Linked DNA regions of Homo sapiens: regions 1 and 2 are each linked to region 3. A link is an interaction called in ENCODE POLR2A ChIA-PET data of the cell type or tissue named here. Cell type or tissue: MCF 10A. All regions are shown on one strand.

Region 1 (2,500 bases), 150 kb before region 3:
CGTGAACCCAGGAGGCGGAGCTTGCAGTGAGCCGAGATCATTCCACTGCACTCCAGCCTGGGCAACAGTGCAAGATTCTGTCTCAAACAAACAAACAAACAAAAAAAATACCCTCTTCATGCTCTAAGGCAATGATAGTGTTGCATATGTGAGACACACATCATATGTGATGTGTGATATATGATGAGTGGGAACTCAAAATCTCATTTAATTAAGACAATTCTTGGAATGACTTAGAAATCTGGAGCTATGGAGCGATCACTCTTCAGGTATGAGATTAAACAACAGGTATGGTTTAGGGGCCATAGATGAACAATATGTGTCTTTAAACTCTAGAATTACCCCCCATGGGGAGAGATACTCACTTAATAAAAGGCAAGAAATGGAAAGGTCAGTATTCCACTGTTCTCATCTCATGCCTGCATCCAGGGAGAGAAATAGCAGAGGCTAGATGGTGACATAGGCTCTGGACTTAGAACTCAAAGTATGGCCCATGGACCAGCTGCCATTATGTCACATGGGAGCTCGCTAAAAAATGCAGAAACTCAGGCCCTGCCCCAGTCCTGCAGAATCAGAATCTGCATTTTAATAAGATTCTCAGGCAGCTTGTTTGTACTTTGAGGTTTGAAATGTAGTAGCCTACGGTGTTAACATGCACTTCAAGAATTGAGAACTAGCCTGTGGTATTTAAACGGTTCCCTCACTTTTGCTGACTGTGCATGTAAGTGTGTGGATGACAAGTTTGCTTCACTTGTTTGCATAACCTCTATAAGAATGTGGTTCTGTGTAGGTTGGAAGCATCCTGGACTTTCTTATTAGGCAGGGTTGCCGAAGGTGGAAGTGAGGTATGGGAGTAAAGGTTGTGCTGTGGTGTGTGTGTGTGTGTGTGTGTGTGTGTGTGTGTGTGTGTTATCTCGTAAGTTTTAAAATATGAAGCTACTATGTGTAATTCTTCCTCTGTTCATTCCCCTCCTGGAATGTGTGAGAAACCCTATCACTGCCAATTATTATAAATAAGGCTTTAGAGATGTCACTTGACTGCTCTCAGACAACACATTCCTCCCGTACACGAAGGTGGACCAACACCTACTTTGCAGACATGGTGTAAGGATGCAATGAATCCATGACTTCGGACAGGGACTTTCTGTACGATTACAGGTTATTTGTTATCATCATAGACGTGAGGAATCAAAAAGGTTACTGCAGATTATGTTCTCTGTAGTCCAAATGCCCTGCAGATGCTACCCTCTGCTGGCTTGGCAGTGAAAGTTTAAAGAAGCTTCAGAGGATTAAGAAAGGAAACTCCGGCATTGAGGACCCCTAAATTCTATGCCTTATCCCTCATCCTTGTGAAAGGGAGCTTTGAGGTAGTGTTTGCCAATATTTCAGCTAATCAGAATCACCTAGGACATATGAATAAAATTTCCAGTGATCCTACCTTCAGGGATTCTGATTCACTGGTTGAGCAAGGTCTGAGAATCTGTGTTGTGTTAATGTGTCCCAGTGATTTGCAAATGCACTCGGTTTCACTGGCCCATGTGTGTTTTCAAAGTGTGGTCCTATGATCATTTCCTGACTTGCTGGCTGATGTGGATGTGGCCTAAAATAGGATAGGGAGTGAAACAAGTAAGGGACCAGTACCTTCCAGTTGTGTATTAAACACCACATACCTGGACTTCTGGATGCAGATCTGGGGATACCACTTGGCTAAGTGGGACTTAGCCAAGGTCTTCAGAGGAGCAAGACCAAAATAGTACAGGGACTCAAAGCTACATCATATAAGAAATCGGGAAGCAATCGAATGGGGAAATGTTTTATTTGCTCAAAGCATTGAAATTTATCAATAAAAACACACAGGAAAAAGAACGAGAGAGACACTATTTTTTAATTATTAAAATAGATTATTAGGCTGGGCGTGGTGGCTCATGCCTGTAATCCCAGCACTTTGGGAGGTTGAGGCTGGTGGATCACCTGAGGTCAGGAATTCTAGACCAGCCTGACTAATATGATGAAACCCCCTCTCTACTAAAAATACAAAAATTAGCCGGGTGTGGTGGCGTGCACCGGTAGTCCCAGCTACTTGGGAGGCTGAGACAGGAGAGTTGCTTCCTTGAACCTGGTAGGTGGAGGTTGGAGTGAGCCGAGATCACGTCACTGCGCGCCAGCCTGGGTGACAGAATGAGACTCCATCTCAAAAAAAAAAAAAGAAAAAAAAGAAAAAATAGATTATTAGACAATGAAGCCAAATATCATAAAGTTAAAATTAATTGAGTATGTAACTTCATTTTTTGTTCCTAAGTAAACAGCCTTTTAAAATGTAAGTCTATGAAAATGCCAGCCAGTTGAGAAGCAAGAGGCAAAAAATGTAGCCAGGCTGCTCTTGGTCTGAGGCAACTGAAAGGAATCCTTCTGATTATCTCTGAGGACAGGCAGATCTGGTTTTGCTTGGAGGTATTTCTGTGTACACTTCTTGGCTGGAACTGAGATTTTATCTCTGTTG
Region 2 (2,500 bases), 150 kb after region 3:
TGGGTTCTCGTCCTGACTCTGCAACTAGTTGGTTGTATGGCTTTGGAAAGTTACTGAAGCTTTCTGAGCCTCAGCTCCCTCATTTGTTAGATGAGGACAATTATGCTACCTACATCATACAGTTGTGAGGACATAACGCCTAACAGGTGTCTAACATAGTCACTAACTTTTAGTAAGATTCCATAAAAGGTATCTGCTTAGTATCCTTAATATCATGATCCAAAAGGCAGAAATGGAAACCTATACTTTTCTCATGCTGCATACAGTAGGTGCTCCATAAATACTTTCTGACTGATTCTGGTTTAGGCTCCATTTGGCAATAGGTTCACCATAAGAAACATTCTAAGAATCATGTAAAGACAGTTCCTATTCTCAAGCTCCCCTTTCTCCAGATTCCTTATCCCATTAATTATTGCAGTGGGGAGGCTCACCCTGTCCTGCCACTGTTCACACCTCTCAGCTTGCATCTTAGAAAAAAGTTCTTCTTATTTGACAGACTCTGAGAACTTGCTGTCCAGGCAAAAAAAAAACTCACGATGAGGAATACAACACAAACCTTAGGTGGCCAGCATGTCAGCAAACAGAGAGACGAAGGGACACTGACAAAAGCCAACCCCTCAAAAGAAACAAAGCAACACACCAAAGAGGTAGAAAGCAAAGGATTAAGATATGCCTAGAATGCTCTTGCTTATCAGGACCCTTAAAACTAATCAAGGTTCTTGTGTCTACAGTATTCCTAAAGGAACGTGAATATGGTTAAACTCTCCTTTTAGCTGGGAATCTGAATTAACATTAATACCTGAATTTTAACAGAAATTACATTAGACATTCCTTTAGGCAAAAGAGTATATATACAACACCGACATCTGGTTATAAAGAGCTAAGGAATCTCCCAGCTTCCCTAAATGCAGAAGATATCCTAGTGGATGCTTGTTGAGTTAAATGAACAATTATTTCTTTTGTCTCTATTGCAGATTATTTGTTTATGCTCTAAATTTTGTGTTAAGGACAAAAGAAAAATATATTGGCTGAAATGAATGTGTTATGTTATAGCCCCAGTTGAGGGTGAGGAAAGAACGCAATGCTAATGTGGTGGAGAGAATGCAGCAGTTCCTGGAATAGCAGTTGGGTTCCCTGGCTTGAGTCCCACTCTGACATCCTTGGCTGCTTACCTTGGGCAAGCCCTTCACCTCACAGCGTTTCAGTCTCATCAGATGTTAAATACTTTCTATGGGCTCTTCCATGTCTGAGATCTTATGAGGCTACAGGGAGCATGAATATTAGCCAAAGAAGCTGCCCAAATCTCTGAGTGTGGAGACCAGAGCAGTAGAAAGAGAATGTGATAATAGCAGTAGAAAGAGAAGGTGATAATGTGTAATAAGGGTTTTCAATAGGTATGAAAACCCTTGGAAAAAAGTAAAAGCACTGAATGACACACATTCTCCAATTTGCCATGGCATGTTCCAAAATCACAGGCGCCTAACCTTCTCCTGATAGCTCGGTGCTCACCCAAACATCCCATCATTGAGTTGACAGGAAGCAGAGAAGGCCAATGCTTTTCTGGTTGGGGACCTTGGCTGCAACAGAAAGGAAGAGGGGAGTGGAGTCAGCTTCATGAGCCAGTGGAATGGCAATGAACCCTGCAGGCTGATCTGCTCTAGCCTGGCGTTGCCAAGGAGGACGATCCACTTCATCAAACCTGGGCCAAGCTCTGGCTCAGACACACAGGCAAAAATAGAAAGGGGCTGGGAGAAGAAATGTGTTTACTTTTGTGATTTCCCCTAACGTGCCTCTTGACAGTATTATAATCTCTTCACAAACAGGAGTCATGGCCCACAGGCCTCACCTCCATTGATAAACCCTCTCAAACAATTCATGTACAGACTTAAAGCCTTCTTAACATTTCATGATCACTATTTGGGCAGCTAGAAAACAAGTTTAGAAGGCAGCATGATGGAATGGAAAGAGTGCTGGTGAGGGTCTGTTACTGCCTAGGTGAACTGTGAAAATCCCTCTCTAAGGCTCTGCACAATCAAGCGCTTGCATTAGAAAGAATGTATGTATCTGCTGAGATTTTTACAGTTTCTACCAGTGACTCTCAACCAGGGGCTAATTCGCACCTCAGGGGCTCTTTTGCAATGTCTGGAAACATTTTTGCTTGTTATAAGCAGGGGGTGCTATTGGCATCTAATGAACAGAGGCCAGAGGTGCTACACATACAATGATGCAGCCCCCATAACAAAGAGTTATCTGGTCCAAAATGCTAACAGTGCTAAGACTCAGAACCTTGGTTTACACTGAATCGAGGAGAGTCAGTGGGAGAAGAAAACAGGGACCAAAGGAAAGAAGGAAAAGGGGTTAAAATTCTGTTTCTAGTTCATGAGGTATCCATCAGTTATGTGTTCTCCAGCTTTTCTCCCCATGACCAATGCCTTTTGAATTTTCCCTCAGAATTACGGGGCCATGTCTGAGTAGCTTCCTCATAAGAACATCTTCCTTA
Region 3 (2,500 bases):
TTCCCTGTGCAGCACAATGGCTGGTCCATAGTAGGTGCATGAGCAACAGTGGCGAATGAATGAACGAGTCTTATGGGCCATGACCTAAGGAACAGTCAACAAATGTTTATTGAGGACATTTTATGTGCCATGCTCCCTGTCCTTGGCTCTGGGAATGGAATAGAAAAGGCTGATGAATGTGGTTTCTTCCCATTTGGACTTAGAAATAAGCATGGACCTGAAACAAATGATCACAAGTGGTTTATGAAATAATTGCAATGTGCCAAGCTCTGTAAAGAGAGAATATGTGGGCACCTGAGAGGGCCTGGCATCTGGAGCATCTGAAAAGTTCCCTTGAGAGAGTGATGTGACTGGTAAGTGAGGACAAGTCAGGGTTTCAAAGGCACAACTGGAGACAGAAAAGGAACTCCACAGGGAGCAGGAAGCCAGGTGTGAAGGAGCACAGGTGAGAAAGAGATAGAGAAGGGGAGAGAGAGAAAGAGAGAGAGAGGGAGAGGGAGACAGAGAGACAGAGACAGAGAGAGAGAACCACGTGTTTGCAGAAGCCCTTAGAGATCCAGGTGCCTGGGTGGGAAGAACCAAGGGGGCAATGAGAGGAGGCTGTAGACTGTAGAGGTGGGATTAGGCCAGAAGGCAGACGGCACAGGGCATTTGGGGTCTCAAAAGTGGCAGGAGATCCATAAATCAAAACATAGGCCTCCCAGCTGTCTTAGTAAATAAAGTCTTGTTGGAACCACCATTTGCTTATGTCTTGTCTGTGGCAGGCTTCATGCCACAGCAGCAGAGCTGAGTAGTTGCAACAGAGACTATCTGACCCACAGTCCCAAAATATTTACCAGCTGGCCTTTTACAGAAAGTTTGCTCACCCTTGGACTGAAGGAACCATAGAGACAAGAGGGCAGAAGCCAGATGGGCCTCGGAGCTGCCTGCTAGAGTGAGGTGGGGAGTAGGATGGAGGTGGGTCCCGATCCCCAGACCCACTTGTCCCCTCCTAATGCCTCATCTGTCATCTAGGTTATGGGTGTGGCCGAGGCTTGGTGAGGAGAGGCTCTGACCTCAGCTGCTCAGCTGCAGGACTCCTGCCAGACTCTGTCACTCCTGCAGGGAGGGCTGTCTCTGCCTGGAGCCATGGGTTGGGCAGGAACGGGGCAAATTCTCAGCCTCCACCCGTCAGTTGTATGCACTGTTCCCTAAGCCCTCCGCCCTTGCCAGCTTCTGAGCCTCTGTACAAACTGTTCTCTCTGCCTGGAGTGGCTGTTTCCACCTACCATTGCCTGTCAAAATCCTTTCCACCCTTCCAGGTGAAGTTTAAAACCACTTCTTTCAGGGAGCTGGCCCTGATTATGGCCCCTCCTCCCCGTCCCTGCCTCCTCCTCATCCAGGAGGAATGCTCGCTCCTCTTCTGGCCTCCCATAGCCCATCTTCCCCTCCTTTGTTGTAGCGACAGGAGCAAATTATGAGTTCCTGGAGATGTGTTAGTCCATTCATCCGTTCACTCCACAGCTATTTATTGAGCACCTACTGTGCACCAGAAGTTGTGGACAAAGTCTCTGCTTTCATAAGAATCAGAGAGAAAAAGCAACTACCAATAAGTAAATAAACAAATGAAACATTTTCAGGCTGATAAGGGCTAAGCAAGAAAAAAAAATCTCATGTTTGAGAGTTTTGGGGTGGGGTGTGGGTACACCAGGTTAGGCAGGTCAGTCAGGGACGGCCTCGCTGAGGAGGTGAAATTTGAGCTGAGGTATGAATCAGCTATGGAAAGAGCTGGAGGGAGGGCATTCCAGGTCGAGGGGAGAGCAGGTGCCAAGACCCTGAGGCAGGAAAAAGCTTGGTGTGTTTGAGAAACAGAAAAAAGTCTGGTGTGGTGGGACTTCAGTGGAGGAGGAGAGGTATGAAGGGGTCAGGGAGGCCAGTGGGGCAAGGTTGGGTCAGGCTTTGTGAGCTCTGGTGAGCAGTGTGGGGTTTTGTGTGTATAGGAAGCCACTGGACACTGTTAAGCAGGGGAGTAATGCCCATTCTTTCAGCTAAGTGCTGAGAATGCAAGGAAGACTGGAGATGCTCCCTTCCCTCTAGACGTGTATGCCCTGGTGGAGGTGCCTTTCCTTGATGAATGTCATTCAAGCACAAAGCCTGGTTTCCACTTTGCAGATGCAGATATTTGATTTGCCAGGTTCCTCTCACCCCTCATTATTGAGAGTGTAGTTCAAAGTCTTCTGTGGCATCAGCTGGGAACATGTGAGAAGCACAGACTCTGGGGCCTCACCTCAGACCCCCTGGATGAGAATCTGCAGTTATCAACAGCCCCCACTGATTTGTGTTCACGTTAAACTGTCCTAGAAGCAATCAAGGTACAGAGTGATAGATTCTCACTAACCAAATTGAGAAGGCAGTAATGAGTCGGATGCTAGCTCAAGAGTTTATAGTGGGGGCTAATAACCTTACATCTGAGCTTCTCAAAACTTTAAAGTGCATATACGTCACCTTCGAATCATGTTAA

What was found. Peaks named below come from ENCODE experiments on the same cell type or tissue, not always from the same donor. Only the 100,000 strongest peaks of a DNase experiment are listed, where the experiment ranks them.
Region 1: POLR2A ChIA-PET joins it to region 3 with 10 read pairs; 3 of 35 experiments call an interaction of 5 or more read pairs at or near these places.
Region 2: POLR2A ChIA-PET joins it to region 3 with 25 read pairs; 6 of 35 experiments call an interaction of 5 or more read pairs at or near these places.

The regions. Positions count from the first base shown.
Region 1 is chr5:149,129,320-149,131,819 of GRCh38, reverse strand. No RefSeq gene overlaps it. Among named protein-coding and RNA genes, the nearest start is that of ABLIM3, 11 kb to the left of the region's middle. In MCF 10A, a CTCF peak has its summit at 1,259 (motif pointing left); a DNase peak (open chromatin) is centred at 1,229.
Region 2 is chr5:148,829,065-148,831,564 of GRCh38, reverse strand. No RefSeq gene overlaps it. Among named protein-coding and RNA genes, the nearest start is that of ADRB2, 3.7 kb to the right of the region's middle. In MCF 10A, no CTCF peak of the experiment used is centred here; a DNase peak (open chromatin) is centred at 1,144.
Region 3 is chr5:148,977,862-148,980,361 of GRCh38, reverse strand. No RefSeq gene overlaps it. Among named protein-coding and RNA genes, the nearest start is that of MIR584, 83 kb to the left of the region's middle. RefSeq lists an enhancer at 1,101-1,620. In MCF 10A, no CTCF peak of the experiment used is centred here; DNase peaks (open chromatin) are centred at 1,181 and 1,761.